Linked DNA regions of Mus musculus: region 2 is linked to region 1. The links are chromatin loops, found by intact Hi-C in ENCODE. Cell type or tissue: left cerebral cortex. All regions are shown on one strand.

Region 1 (8,000 bases):
TAAAAAAACCAGAAAATAAGCTTAAATACTTGAGGTATCAAAATCATGCAGTATTATGAAAGAGGTTATTTGTTCAAAAAGATCAGAAGTAACCTTCTAATCAGTAGCACATAAAATCTATTACATATAAGATTTTAAGATTCTTTTATTATTTCAGAAAATTATGATTCATAATGTTCTATCACACAAGAAAACCACTACCAGACTTTACTGAACACTGCCATGGAATTTTAAGTGCTCAAATGAGCAGAGATAAATATTTTAATGAATGAGCATGATTATTTAAAATAAAAAAATAGAAATAGAAGACAATAGTAAAATTTAAACCAATTAATTCTCCTCCATAAAACTATGGTCAGTAAATCATTTTTCTAAGATAAGGGAAAAAAATGTAAGAATTGATGTCACTTTTGAAATCATGTATTTTATCTTTAAAAGAAAGCTTGTCACATACTTAACACTCTCTTTAGATTTTCTTTAGCTGTTATAGTCTATAACAAAAATCCCCAGTGGTTTTAGTTGTATATTTCCAAAGTAGTAGTAATAAAGATACTGTCACAGAGCTGGGTGTGGTGGCACACTTGGGAGGCAGAGGCAGGCAGATTTCTGAGTTTGAGGCCAGCCTGGTCTACAGAGTGAGTTCCAGGACAGTCAGGGCTGCACAGAGAAACTCTGTCTCGAAAAAAAAAAAAAACCAAACAAACAAACAAAAAAAAACAAACAAAACAAACAAACAAAAAAACTGCCCCACAGGTACTTTATAGTAGATGGAAATTACAGATATCTCTTATATGTTTTAAAGTATATTGGAATTTCCTGTTCTACTATACAAATTCTGGGTCTTAACCTCGCTCCTAGCAAGAAAGACATAAAACCTATCACTTTAAAATGTTTTGTTTTCTCCTCCTTATAAATGGGGCATGTCATGCAGTGGTGGGACATGCTGGGAAGGTGGCATATACTTTTAATCCTAGCACTTGGGAGGCAGAGGTTCACAACCAGTCTGGTCTACATAGCAAATTCCAGCCAGGTCAGACAGGACTACATGGAGAAAACCTGTCTTTAAAAATAAATAAATAAATAAGAAAAGCATAACTCTTCCCACATGGGATCACAAAATTTCCCAACCCTTAGTTTCATTATCGTTTGAAGGTGCTGCATAAGCATTCAGTTATGAGATGCTGGACTTTCACTCTTACATTGACATCTTGGAAAGTTGATTAGTGATTTAAAAAAAAAAAAAGAAGAATTTTCTTTCTTATTGACTATCTTTCATACTAAAAGAAAGCTCCTTGAGGGCAAAATCTAAGAATGAGATCATTATCTGTGGCTCCATTTTCCACTTCTTACCTTGTGGTGTCCAGGTACTGCTGCATACCAGGTAGGAAAGAATGGCAGGCAGTCTAAAATGGATGGGTTGGCAGGATCCAGGTCTGGCAGGGGATGTAGCAAGGAGAAGGCCTTCTCCTAGGATTTTAGTATTACAGGCGCTTATACCGGCTCTTATACCGTATTCAACGAAGCGGCTCTTTTAGCTGAGGGTCAGTGAAACAGCTTATGCACATGCACTTTATTCAGGTTGAATCAAGACAAAAGGAAACTTAGAGAGAGGGAAGGGATTCTTCTTTGGCTGAGTTTCATTGGCTGAGGCTTAAGGTTCTGGGGATATTTCATTTCCATGGAGAGACGTTCCTCAGGTCGAAGATTGAGGGTCAAACTCCACAGGTCGTGGAGAAGATGAAGACCCTCTAAGAAAAGGGAGTATTCCATTTTCCGCCAAGCACAGGAAAGCTGTCTGGACCTGGTAGACTACAACCTCAGTAGCAAGGTGCAACAATGATATCACTATCACCCCTTTTACACATATGTACCACCATATCTGTGACATGAAACATTGTAAGTTCATGTTGAATCAAATGCTGTCTCTAATACTGCAAACATTGAAATTTTTAAAAATCTACAAAATTACAATGAAAATAATGTATATACCTAAGCATTAATTCTTTATATTAAGGACCCATATTAAAGTGTTTCTATAGTCTTGATTGCTCTTGGGATGCCTGATGATAGTCTGATGATGATCAAACAGGGCTATGTAGTAGACAAAGCCAAACTTGTAAAACTGGATTGAACAATATATGGTAAATCTAAAACAAAATTTATTTTTAAGAAAAAATCGCAGACTCTAATAAATTAACTGTCATTTCCTATCTTGGTTCTTTCATTATAACTGAAAGCTGAATTTTTAAGATAGTTTATTTAGATTTTCAGTTGCAGTTGGGTGATATAGCAACACGCGTGTAATCCCAGCCCTTGGGAAGCTGAGGGAAAAGGATCGAGCATTCAAAGTTAGGTTTGGTGATAGGGAAACCCTGCCTTAAAAATCTGAAAAAGGTTCCCCTTGTTTAAAGTAAATGATGCATTATATGATATTGATGATTCCTCTTCAATAAGCAAACAAAATTCAGAATTTCCATATGGACTAATTCCCCATATTAAAATTCCAATTAAAAGCCAGTGCCCTGTCAACTGACAGAGTACAGTGTTCTTGATCTCCTGGGTTTTTATATTATTAGAAAAGCCTGCCTCATGTATAGAACAAGGGAACACGACTGCAGCTACATTTTGTGTTCTTGGAATGAATCAATGCAAGTAACGAGAAGCTTCAGTTTCATTGCCCAGAAGTCAAGTTTAATATGCTTTCTTTCCCCTTCTCTTCAACTGGCTGAAATACAAGTTCCACTGCAAATGCAACAACCAGCAAACACAGATGCCATCATAAATATATTTTGTGCCAAGCAGAAAACTCTGCACTGACGAACAACAGAGCTCCCCATGGCAACTGCAAGAGACTCTGGGTACCATAAAGCCATAAGGCAATATTATAAATAAAATGTATATATCCTTTAGAACTAAAACATAAATTTGGGTTTAAAGGGTTTTTTTGTTTTGTTTTGTTTTGTTTTAAAGCCACTGACATTTACTATAACTTAGTGGATAATTTTTCTGTCTGGTTCATATTCTTAGCAGATTGGGAAATTTCATAAATCTTTCACTCTGAATTTCTGCAAAATGTAAGCTGCTGTCAAGGAGTTCCTGCTGGGCTCTAAGCAAAATTTGTCATAATCAATTAAAAATAAACCTAGCCTATAACTTTCAAATGTTGCTATTTAAATTCACAGACTGATAACCTCAGTTTGAGTGTTGAGAAGCTTAGCACTTCTTTGCTACTCCTTGTGGACATCAGTTGGCATGGAGACAAAATATGAGGTCAGCACACTTTCCTAAGCATTCTCTTTAGGACAAGTATATGCCTGAGGAGAAGGGAAACTGAAAGGAGACATTCTTACTGGGAGCTTTTGCATTTGTTGGTAGAAGACATAGATAGAGACCACCAGAGAACGAAAGCGCTGCTTCAGCAAGCAACCTGAACTCAGTGTGGCCCATCTTGTAAGCAGTATCATCTGCCCTCAAACATTCCAATCGTGAAGTAAAAAAACTGCGGCTCTTACAAGTGCCATTTGTAAGAACTATGAGGAATAGGGATTTTTTTTTTTTTCAAAGATAGAACTGAGGATTTTGGTAGTTGTAAGTAGCTCAGGATTCAAATTTTAAAGTTTTTTTATCGATGTTGATGAAATCTCTATCACAATCTCTAGTATATATTAATGCTTTTCTCTCTCTCTCTCTCTCTCTCTCTCCCTCTCTCTCTCTCTCTCTCTCTCTCGCACTGTCCAGTTAGTTGAACAGCCTAGAGAACTCAACATCGTAAGCAACAGTATCTTCATTAAAAACCTTTATTTTAGTGGTGAATTGTTAATCTGTTCTGAGGTCCTAGTGGTGATCACACTTCTAACACTGTTAGAGTTTTCTGGATTCACAAATGAAAGACACACATTCAACCTTTATATTTTGATACGCCATGACCAGCTCAATGGTTGGGTGCTTCCAAACCTCTCCTCAGCTAGCACACACTCACCTCTGGTATTTCTCAGTTAACACTTTCTAAACCTGTTTTGTACCTTTCCTGCCCTGTTTTCCCTCTGGGCAGCCCTCCCATGGGGCTGCCTTCCTTCTGCACCTCCACTGCTGGACGATTCTCTTCAGAAGCTCCGAAATCTCATCAGGTTCAGTGTCATGGCACTTCTCTTCCTTCTCTCTTCTGCATTTCTTGCCCAGGAATCCTAAAAGTCCTTCTACTTTTTTTACCCTGCCCAGCCATTGGCCTTTGGCTCTTCATTGATTAATCAAAAACCAATTGAGGATAGGGACCCTTAGCATCTGGAGATGCAGATTCCTGTGTGATTTGGGGAGCTGAATTAAGACAAAGCATTAGAACCAATTCTCAACACTTCATCCCTATGAATAAATCTTAAAACCAGCCCTCCTTAGGTTTTGACGTTTTGTTCCAGGGCATGTCTGCCTGCATATTGGTTACTCTTCTCATTGCTATGACAAAAGAAAATTCAAAGAAGGGTTGTTTTAATTTTTTTTTATGTTCATGCTTTAGAAATGAATACAGTCTATCACAGCAAAGGCATGCCAGCAGGAACATGAGGTAACACTGCCTAAATGATTATGAAGCAGAGGGTGGTGAGCAAGGGATCCTGTCTATGGAATCTCAAGTCTTGCCCCAAGACAAGCACTTCCTCCAGGTTCCAAGTGCTCCCCTCTACAGGTTCCAAGAACTTGTAAAGCAGCAGCAGCATCGACTGGCCACCAAGTGTTCAAACACATGAGCCTATGGTACTATTCCAGATTTAAACCACAAGACTACTTGAAAAGCCACAGGGATCAAATCAAAGGGTTTTAAATTTACATTTGTATTAACATTTGAAAATGTTTCCTACTGGAATACAGGCTAATGTGCATCCAAAATGCAAATTTCCATCATCAGACAATATTCAATGACTAGGACCTCAATTAATACAATTACACTTATAAACTCAATGAACACACCAAGGATAAATGACGCTGCCCTTGTTAGACATACACATAAGTATTGATTTATTCACATTATTTAACTAATAATCATATATTCAAATTAATCCTAAGGCTTTAAAACTTGTAACTCTTGAACTTAATTTCTTATTTACTACAAGTTGGCATGTTAAGTGAATTGCTGAATTGGGATAATCAAATAAGAAAAACATCCATCAAATATATAACAACTTTAGGAAAGTCTGATGTCAAAAAGCTAGAGCACATATATAACAATGTTCCACAATTATTTTAACCTCTGGATTGATTTGAATAAATCATGACCACATTTTGTAGTTTAAAATAACATCAACTGCCCCTAAATGGACTTCCTTGTCTGTCCTCAGTGGGAGAAGATGGGACAAGTCCTGCCGTGACTTGATGTGCAGGGGCTTCTCCAGAGAGAAGGGGAAGTTGGAATGAGGAGAGATCAAGGGCTGATAGGGGGTTGTAAAGTGAATAAATAAATTTTAAAATAATAAAAAAATAATACCAACCTAGCCTGCGGGTTCTAGAATTTAAAAAAGGTAAACACTAGGTGGCGTACTTCTACAGGCTTGTGAAATAGTATAGAACTTAACATGAAAGCTTTGTTATTTCAAACCAATAATTACTAAATTATGAATTTTAACTAATCAACTAAAATTGATATTTTTAACATATCAACTATAGATATAATGCTATTAATGCTACAAAATATGCTGTAGAATAGTCAATATTTCCTTGTGGGAAGCTAAAGAATATGATCAAGAATGTGAAGTCTATAGCTTCCTACCTCAAAATGAAAACAAATATTTTGTTGAACACCTTTTACTGATTTCTTTAACCTTTAAAACAGTTTTCTTTCTAATCTTTATAATAATGTTTTTTTGTGTGTGCAGGAATTGGAGTCATATGGAATATACATCATTAATTACTCTATTTCAAAATTATTCTACATGTTCACAAAACATATTTTTGGACAACCAGGTGGCTTGTTAGACACACTAACTGAGCTCCTGACACTGGAGGGTGTGTTTGCTACCCACAATCTTGATTATTACTGGTGATCAATCGTTTGTTTGTTACCATGTAGAAGGTACTATTTGGAGTTCTTTTTAAGTTCTTTTTAGAAAGATGTGTGTGTGTGTGTGTGTACATACACGCATAATATATATGTATCTTCAACATTTTCTCACTACCCTGATTCCCCTCATTAATATTTTAATTACAAAAATGATAGGCATCTGTATTCCAGTAGTTTGTTTTAAGTCACTGAGGGGTTACCAAACAATGGGGCTGTATTTTCTCTGGTCCTCTCTGACCTACGAAGAATGACAGTTAGGCCAGGAAACTGAAATTAGATCCAAAACCAGTTGTCATTTGAGCTGAACATTTGAAAGCAGTGGTTCCTTCTTAGCACTCTGGAGACCTTCACTTTGACTGCCAATTGCTGTGGACAGCCAAAGCTACAAGGGGTCTCAGAAGATGTGGCACACTCACCCTTCCATGTAATTCATAACCCATTTGCCTAAGAGGTACTCGAAAATAAATTCAAGTCACAAAGGACACTCAATACTTTATCCCACATTTGATGGGCAGTTCTTAAAATTTCTAATTCATTCTGTTATATAATTTTTTTACTGTTACTGTATAAGCTTCCCTAATAGTGACTTCCTTGCTAAAGGAAGTTCACCAAAGTTACACAGTAACTTGATAGAAGTAGAGAATTTTCTCACATATCTAAACATCTTAAAAATGAATTTTGTAAACTGGAGAGATGTTTCTGCAGTTAAGAATACTGTTCGTTCTTTGAGAGGACCAGAGTTTGATACACAGCACCCAAATGGCTCATAACCATCAGTATCTCCAGCTCCAGACAATCTGATGCCTTCTTCAGGCTTCGATATGTAGTGCACAGACAATAAGGCAGGTGAAACATCCATATACATAAGATTTTTAAAATGAATTTTAAATTCTTACAGTTTTTATATTCTTGTGAACAATAGAGATGCAAATATCATACTGGAATTCACTCATTTTTTAATGAAGGTTACTTCTAATTTAGTTTTTGAGAGATATCCAAATTTACTATAAGCTGTACAAGAACAATGGCTAAGGAACTCTGTATTCTTGCTTTCTGCTGTGCTATTTTGTGTGGAGCAGCAGTATTGCATACTATAATACAAAGCATGTATCTTCCCTACATTATGGTGATGATAATATTTTGTTGCAAAAAACCCCTGCAATTATGAATGTATATGGATGTGTACCTATAGACCTACAGGAAAATATTTACATATGAATATCAATAGGCTACTTTATAAATGTCTAATGTTTCTCATGATATTGAGGGCACTTAACATAAATAGAAATAATTAACCTTAACTTCTGAGAAATTAAAGTGATAGTTACTTAAAAGTGATAAACTATTCTTAAATTAAAAAGAAAAAAAATACTCCAAAATATAAAATACATGGGGTAAAAGGTTTGTGGTAAAAAGAAGTTTGAGTTAAAAATAAAAGAAAAAAGATGCAAAGCGAAAAGAGAAAAATATAATACAATAAACACTAACATAAAAAAAGGTTAAGCAGCAAAGAATGAAACATACAGATCTCCACAGCAACAAGTCTCCATTGTCCACCAACTTAGTATAACAATGGGTTTCCAATTTCAGTGGCTCTCAGGATTACCTTTCAAAAACACAAAATGCTAGAATTAGTAGGGCGTAGCTCACTTGATAAAGCATTTGCCTAAGTGTGGGTTCAAGGTCAAGGCCCTGGATTTGATCCCACCCAATTCCTCCAAATAAAAGCACATGCTGTTTTGTTAACTATCTGTAACTGTTCCAGAGTACTTTTAAAAGTTGCTCCAACACATTGTTTCAAACAGTACTTTCGAAAATCAAATGTCCATCCAGCTATGGGTCTGTTTCTTGGTTATCCTTTCCTGCCTGCCGATCCGATCTTCATACTGACCACTCCAAGAGTCCTGCTCACTGCAGCCTTCTATCTTAGTACCTAGCAGCACCATCCCTCAAT
Region 2 (8,000 bases), 570 kb after region 1:
TTATATGTATAAATGCATAAATGCCCTAATTTTCCTGGGTTAGGACATAGGTAAAATATTAAGATCTAGGTAGAATGTTAAGGCCTAGTTAACAGTTACTACTTGGCTAGCCTGCCGTTATGCAGAAACTTTCTCATGTGTTTCTGCTGTTACTAGGAAACTTTCTAATGCCAGGATTGATTACATACTCAGTTATGTTCTTTGCTCCAGGAAAACAATCACAATAGAAGTCAGTAGAACTGGTTTTTAGTTATCCAAAATAAGCTTGGAGCCCAAGCAACCACCCAACAGCCCCTGTGTATAAGCTTTTATGGTAAAGCTGCCCATGGGATGTACCCCAACATAAGAGATATTAGAAACTATTGGAAATAAGGCTTCTATTTTGAGTATTGGTTGAGTAAAGTTTAAGTTCCCAAGACTTTCCTGGTAACTGACATCCTGGTAGACAAGTTGAGACATGAATGTTAGACAAGGCAAGTTCCCTGCCACAGCTGAATACCCCAACCAATGGGAACAGGATAAATATACAACACAGACATGTTCCCAAGGAATACCCTATCCCTACATCCTGATTGGTGAGATAACTTGGCACAGATGTTTATGGAATTTGGGCTTCAAAATCCTCTAGGATTTAACTTGGGGGTCATGGTTCAGTTCCCGAATATGAACCATGGCCCTGGTTGATGTTGGTATGTCTGGGGTCATATGCTCAGACAGGGCTATCCCTGTCTCACTGAGGTTGGCATTCATGTGGTTTGTGAGGCAATTCCCAGACCCAACAATACCCTTTAAAATAAATTAAAATAAAAATAAATCTTGGTATCTTTTTTAACTATGTTGTTATCCTTTAAAAGAGAGAGGCACTGTATAGCAGGAGGGTGAACATCAGACACCCATGACCTCTGAGGAAGAAATCACAGTTGACACAGATATGGACAAAAAGGATGTGAACAACATAAAATTATCTTAGTTTCTTTTTAAGTGTATGCATGTTTTGTGTGTGTGTATATCTGTGTGCCATGTGTATGCCCATGCAGGTCAAAAGAAGGCATCAGAGTTACAAATGGTTGTAATTCACTATGTGGAGCTGGAAATGCTCTCAGTCACTGATTCATCTCTCTAGACCAGTGGCTATTGACCGGCCTCATGCTGAGATCCTTAATATAGAGTCTCATGTTGCGGTGAGCCCCCAGCCATAAAATGATTTTCATTGCTACTTCATAACTGTAATTTTGCTACTGTGATGAAGAGTAATGCAAATATGCATATCTCGATATGCAGGATATATAATATGTTGCCTCTGTGAAAGGGCCACTCACCTCCAAAGGGACCGAAGGTGGAGTGATACTGCTCTAGCCCCAGACAATGATAATTTTGAGCAACATGTTGGAGACTGTCATTTTTCAGTGTAGAGTAGAGATACCTGGCAAATCATTTTGTTTGGTGGCCAGTCCTAAAACAAGTCAAACTGAGGATAGCTCAGACTTGTATTTGTCTCAACTGTACAAAAGAATAAACAAGGTCATACTAGCCTTTAATAGAGATTCCAGGCTTTCTTTCCTGTTTCCTTCCTTCTTCCTCCCATCCCTCTCATCTCAACTTCTTCTGTAAATATTGAGCATCTAATATTGGCCAGGCACAGTAGGAATGAGATGAGTTAGATGTCTTTGCTTAGGGAAGCTTTCATGAGAGCATCATGTGAGCTCTTCTATATGAAACAACACATGCCACTCACATATTTCTTGGGAGCACCCCACAAAGGCCTCTTTGGAAAACCTCAGGTTTTCCTGCACTTTGCAATTTTTAGAATTCCATTGTGGGGTATAAAGTCTTCCTGAAGTCAGCTAGTATAGAATGTCAGGAAGGCTAGGCAGGAAAGTTTTTCATTTTTCTTTTTTCTTTTTCTTTCTTTATTTTTTTTCTTTTCTTGTTCCACTGATAGCACTTGGGAAAGATTAAGTCCGCTTGGCAGGCTTTTCTCCCCAAATTGCTACTCTGTTCTTTCATTTCATGATCAAAGAGAGATGCTATTGACTAAGTGGAGTGCCAAGTCAGGTGTCAGGAGTCTCTGGTTCTATTTTTAGCAATTATTGATGAGAAACTTTGAGTAAGCTGCTTAACTGGACTTTATTGAAGCCCCACTTCTTCAGCCTTCCTGGAACATTTATGTGGCCTGTTGTATTACTCAAAGTTCCCCAGGGTACAAGAGAATGAGATGTGATGGGCAGGAGGGGAGAGAGGAAGAGAAAAGGGAAATGAGAGGCAGGGAGGAGAGAAGGAAAGGGGAAGAGAAAAGGGAAAGAGGAAGGAAGGCAGAAAGGAGAATAGAGAAAAGATAGTTATTATACAATAATGTTGGCTGATAATTCTTCCTGCTCTCGTATACTGCCTGCAAGCCAGACAACCAGGAAAATGAGGGATGCGATTCATTTCAAGTTCAAAGGCCTGAGAACCGAGGAATTTCATGGTGTAACTTAAGGCCCAAGGCTGAAGGCTTGAGAACAAGAAATGTTTGAAGGCAAAGGAAGAAGATGGGTGTCTCTGGAGAGAGAGAGAGAGAGAAGGAAGGAGGAGTGGGGGTGAAGCACACACACACACACACACACACACACACACACATACAGAGAGAGAGAGAGAGAGAGAGAGAGAGAGAGAGAGAGAGAGAGGAGAGGGAGGAGAGAGAGAGAGAGCACAGATTTTCCTTTCTTGGGCTCCTTTGTTTTGCTTGATCAGTGAACTGGCTAATATGTAACTTTCATTTGTAAGGGTGGAAAGGCAAAGCTTCTGTCAGTGGTGGATTCATGTGTACTGTCTTTTCAGAACATCTTCATAGATTCACTCAATCAAGGTTGACTGGTTACATTGTTGCCCTCTGTTCCGGTCAAAATTGACAGGTAAAATAATCCATCACACCCATTTTATTTTAAGAAGAAATGTTGCTCTCATATCTTGATACTTACTTGGCTTAGGTTAGACCTGAAACAGAGCATTCTACCAGAAATGCCATGTAGGCAAACAGAGGACTTGTTTTAGTTAGGGTTTTACTGCTGTGAACAGACACCATGACCAAGATTCTGAGAAAGGACAACATTTAATCAGGGCTGGCTTACTGGTTCTGAGGTTCAGTCCATTATCATCATGTCAGAAGCATGCCAGCTTCCAGGCAGGCATGGTGTTGGAGGAGCTGAGAACTCTACATCTTATTCCAAATGCTGCTAAGAGACTCCTGTCTTCCAGGCAGCTAGGAGGAAGTTCTCAAAGCCCACCTGCACAGTGACATACTTCCTCCAACAAGGCCAAATCTACTCCAACGAAGCCACACCTCCTAATGGCACTACTCCCTTGAAAAAGCATATTCAAACCACCACAGCAGCGCTCTATCCAGAACGAGTGACTGCAAAGGGGCTCAGCGAAGCGGATAAACAATTTGGATACACAAGGATGAAGGGACTTGAGAGGAAGCCAAGATGAATGATGGAGATGATATGGACTGTGTGTGTGCGCGCGCGTGCAAGCACACACACGCGCGCGAATAATAAATAGGACAGAAGAAAAGTAACAGCTAATGTTAAGAGATTCTGTCAAACAGTAGGATGGACTTGAACTTCTGAAAGGAGGTTGACACGGGATGGAGAGATGGCTCAACAGATAAGAGCACTGGCCTCTCTTTCAGAAGTCGTAGGCTCAATTTTCAGCAGACATCTGTAAGTCCAGTTTCAGGGACTCCAACACTTTGGTCAATGTTGGCACCAGGAATGCAGGCATAAATGCAAATAAAATGCCTACATACATATATGAATAATTTAAGCATTTTTTTTTAAAAAAGGCAATTGACAAAGAAGAAGTTGTCAGGATCTAAGCCTGGCAATGAAATGGGTCTTAGTTGAGTATTTCTAGGCAAGAATTTGAAAAAGTCAAGATAGAAGTAATGTGCACACGTAGAATTGGGAACAAAACACCCATGGAAGGAGTTACAGAGACAAAGTTTGGAGCTGAGACGAAAGGATGGACCATCTAGAGACTGCCATATCCAGGGATCCACCCCATAATCAGCTTCCAAACGCTGACACCATTGCATACACTAGCAAGATTTTATCGAAAGGACCCAGATGTAGCTGTCTCTTGTGAGACTATGCCGGGGCCTACCAAACACAGAAGTGGATGCTCACAGTCAGCTATTGGATGGATCACAGGGCTCCCAATGGAGGAGCTAGAGAAAGTACCCAAGGAGCTAAAGGGATCTGCAACCCTATAGGTGGAACAACATTATGAACTAACCAGTACCCCGGAGCTCTTGACTCTAGCTGCATATGTATCAAAAGATGGCCTAGTCGGCCATCACTGGAAAGAGAGGCCCATTGGACACGCAAACTGTATATGCCCCAGTACAGGGGAACGCCAGGGCCAAAAAAATGGGAATGGGTGGGTAGGAAAGTTTGGGGGGAGGGTATGGGGGACTTTTGGGATAGCATTGGAAATGTAATTGAGGAAAATATGTAATAAAAATATTAAAATTAAATAAATGAGAGAATAAAAAAAAATACAGAATTAAAAAAAAAAAAAGATTAAGTACTCTGGGCCTGCAAGATGGCTCAGCAGGTAAAGGCACATATCAACAAGCCTGATGACGACCTAAGCTCCATTCCCGAGATGGTAGGAAAGGACTCTTGTGAACTGTTCACTAACCACTTGCCTCCCACGCGCCTCTCCACCCCTACAAACACAAAAAAACCAAATGACTAAAATGTAGTAAAAAGATTAAAAGCAGGGTAACTTAATCATTTCTCCATGCAGGCAGCACGGTTTAAACCCTCAGTTGCCTCAAACTCGGCCGACTGCCTCGCTTTAAAGGCCTCTGCTGCCTTTATTTGGCATCATATCTCGCCATCTAGTGGCTAATGTCGGTATAGAACAAAATGTACACCCAGATTTCCCCTCCTTGGTTTTAAACCTGAAGCATTCAACTTTGCGGGGATTCTATTTATTTTTGTTACATTCTGACTTCCACCAAAGAGGATATTTGGTGGCTGAACTTTGTAGTTGAAATTTCAGATCATGACAGGGCTGGGTAAGTTTCAAAGAATAAAACCACACACATTTATAAATTTTCAACCACTAGTTTTCTCAACATTAAAAAAATAATCACTTTCCTTGGCATTTCATTCCACTTGAAGTTTTTATGAATTGAAATCGAGCAGTCATTCTCCCGTCTAGTCATTCTGGTTGGTTTATTTTATTATTGTCTACTAAAAGCAATTTAATTTTCATTGAATTATATCAAAAGGTATAGCCATTTTCCCATACTTTTCCCGGCATGTCCTTTTCATTTGTATTCCTTGTTTGATATTTTCTTATCACTGAAAATCATCTGTGGCTCAGCATGAGGCATGACCACATTCACTATTAAATTAGCGTACAATTTAAATAACTTATGTTTGTTCTACCTAGAATCAGGTCCCTTTAGGAATAGCTGTAAATGAAAACTCCCATTTAGTATTCAGCATATACTGAACTTACTGACTATTCAAACAAATGGGTGAAGAAACCTTTATACTGAATGGCTTAAAGAATAGTCTTAGAAGAACACAGCACATTTTGAAACCTCATTTGAAAAAATGTTGTATGCACAGGAATTTTGTTCCGTTGAATGGCTTAGTCACTTTCTCATTCTTTTCCTGGCACTTGGTGTCCAGGCTTTCTATCCTCTTTAAGTTCCGGTTCCTTTATCTGTCAAACAAAGACAAAAGTTATCTTCACCCTGTGAGGAACTGGTGAGGATTAATACAAACAATGTGCATGTAGCAAGCCATTGTTGGGCCATAACAAGACATAAATAGAAGCTATTACAGCTCTAATGCTGGGACTGGAGAGGTGGCTCAGCAGTCAAGAGCATTGGCTGCTCTTCCAGAGGACCCAGGGGACCCAGGTTCAATTCCCAGCACCTACATGGCAACTCACACAATCATGGCAGGTCACCCCTGTCTAGGGCTTCCGACATACAGGTGTGAGCTACCATAATGTCTATATCCTCATACAGACATACATTCAGGTAAAGCATCAATAAACATTAAAAACAAAAACAAAATGAAGAGAAAATAAAAGATAATGCTGAAAAGTACTGGTTAGAAATCTGGGCTTTGCTCTTAATTTCTTATTCTGCCTGTGGCATGAATCCTTTCTAACTGTGAGACCCTCTCTCAGGGCCAGTCGCTGCATTAAGCTCTGCAGGCTAGAGCATATTAGCAACTGGAGGCCAGTGGTATTTCTAACCAAGAGAAGTGTCTGAAAAGAGGAGTCTATAAAGTTTTGAGCCCTACTCACTCAGTTTGATGCTGTCCTTTCTGGCTATGGGATTACACTACAGCCAGCAAGGTGCAGAAAGGAGAAAGGATTTAACCAACAAATGTGTCCTCAAAACATGTGAGACTGTGCTGGAATTGGGACTCATGTGGGACTATAAACCATCTGCCTTATGAGGAACTCCCCTCTAAACTATACAGAAGATGAGAGAAAAAGCAGAGTTGAAAGGAGTCCCAGAATCAATGTTCCTGGCCATTTCCCCTTTGTAAGATTGGACAAATAGCTTAACTTAGGACTCTTACTGAGCACTAAACATTGTGGATCCCATTTCATTGAATAGTATAGCCTTTGTGGTAAATCACAACACATGTGAAGCTGTATTCCTGATAAGGCCATGTACCCAGAAAGACGTATTGGACTGCCCAGTTCTGAAATGAAGACAGTCCCTCAAGCACAGGCATGGCTGTTTGAATGAGAATGGCCCCATAGGCTCATCTATGTGAATGCTTAGTCACCAGGGAATGGAACTGTTAGGGAAGAATTAGAAGGTGTGGCCCTTTTGGAAGAAGTATGTTACTGAGGATGGCTTTTGAGGTTTCAAAAGTTCATGTCATGTAAATGGTCACTTTTATTTTCTTGAGAGGAAATAGGGTTGAGATGAGAGCCATGCACAAGCTATGTGAATATACGGCTTAGGCTGAGCCCAGGGCACTTCTTTCTCTGTCCTAACTATTCCCAGGCACAGGCTTGGATGCATCTAGCCTCCATACAATCTAACCTTCCAAGGCCACTGACTCAACCAGGCTTCTCTTGTTGCTGATTGAATTGTTCTACTTGTCTCATACTAACTATGGCAATATTTGCTAAACTTCTGGCTCATTCTCATTTTCTGGCTTCTTCTGTCTTCACCTGTGTCTAGCTCATTGTCTCTCCCTGTGCTGTTCTTAAGTAGCCTCTCTTTCTTCTTTCTTGTTCTTGTGAGAGTTGGTCATATCCTATCTTTGACTCATTCTGTCAAATCTTTCTCTGATTCACCACTTTGTCTGCCCCTCAATTAGATGTCACATTCAAACATGGTTGCTTCTTTCTACAAATTAACCCTTGCCTTTGCTGTTGGTGATTAAAAGGTGTGTAGTAAGAGCATGTCTATATTCCAACCAGATCTACTGTAATCCAGAACATGTCTGCATTCCAGATGTATCATATAAGCCTTTATGTGATCCCTTACCAAAGCAGCCATGTTGCTGGGTTAAAATTCCTCTACAATGCCAGGCTCAGTGTCTGTTTCTCTGTCTGCTGCCTGAGGAGCAATATATAAAGCTGTCAGCTACTGCCCTTGTCTGGTTTCTGAGATGTACACCAATGTAACGAAATTCAAAAAGTAACTAGGCAATGGAATTCAAGCCTGTCTGTGTCCCATATTGATAATGGGCTAACTCTCTAAAATTATATGCAAGTCACCAATCAAAAAAAAAATTAAGAGTTAGCCTGGTCATGGTGTCTCTTCATAGCAATAGAACAGTAACTAACACTACAAGCATTCTTCTGTTTTTCCTTGTAAGCTATTCTCAACAAAGCATGACATCTATATATCATAAGTGTTTGTATATAAGGATGAATGAATCAATGATCTATCCATCCTGAATCTCAGACCTACAGTTGCCTGAAAGAGATTACCATTTTACCAGACATATAAAATG

What was found. A loop is a pair of places that touch in the nucleus more often than their neighbours do. Peaks named below come from ENCODE experiments on the same cell type or tissue, not always from the same donor. Only the 100,000 strongest peaks of a DNase experiment are listed, where the experiment ranks them.
Region 2: it touches region 1 in a loop (8-fold over the local background); 14 of 42 quality-filtered maps call a loop at or near these places.

What each region holds. Positions count from the first base shown.
Region 1 is chr15:43,529,696-43,537,695 of GRCm38, reverse strand. No RefSeq gene overlaps it. Among named protein-coding and RNA genes, the nearest start is that of Gm41316, 30 kb to the right of the region's middle. In left cerebral cortex, a CTCF peak has its summit at 5,512 (motif pointing right); DNase peaks (open chromatin) are centred at 3,271 and 5,439.
Region 2 is chr15:42,959,781-42,967,780 of GRCm38, reverse strand. All of the region lies in intron 1 of Gm46505 (a long non-coding RNA gene), which reads left to right. Among named protein-coding and RNA genes, the nearest start is that of Gm46505, 19 kb to the left of the region's middle. In left cerebral cortex, a CTCF peak has its summit at 4,895 (motif pointing left); a DNase peak (open chromatin) is centred at 4,862.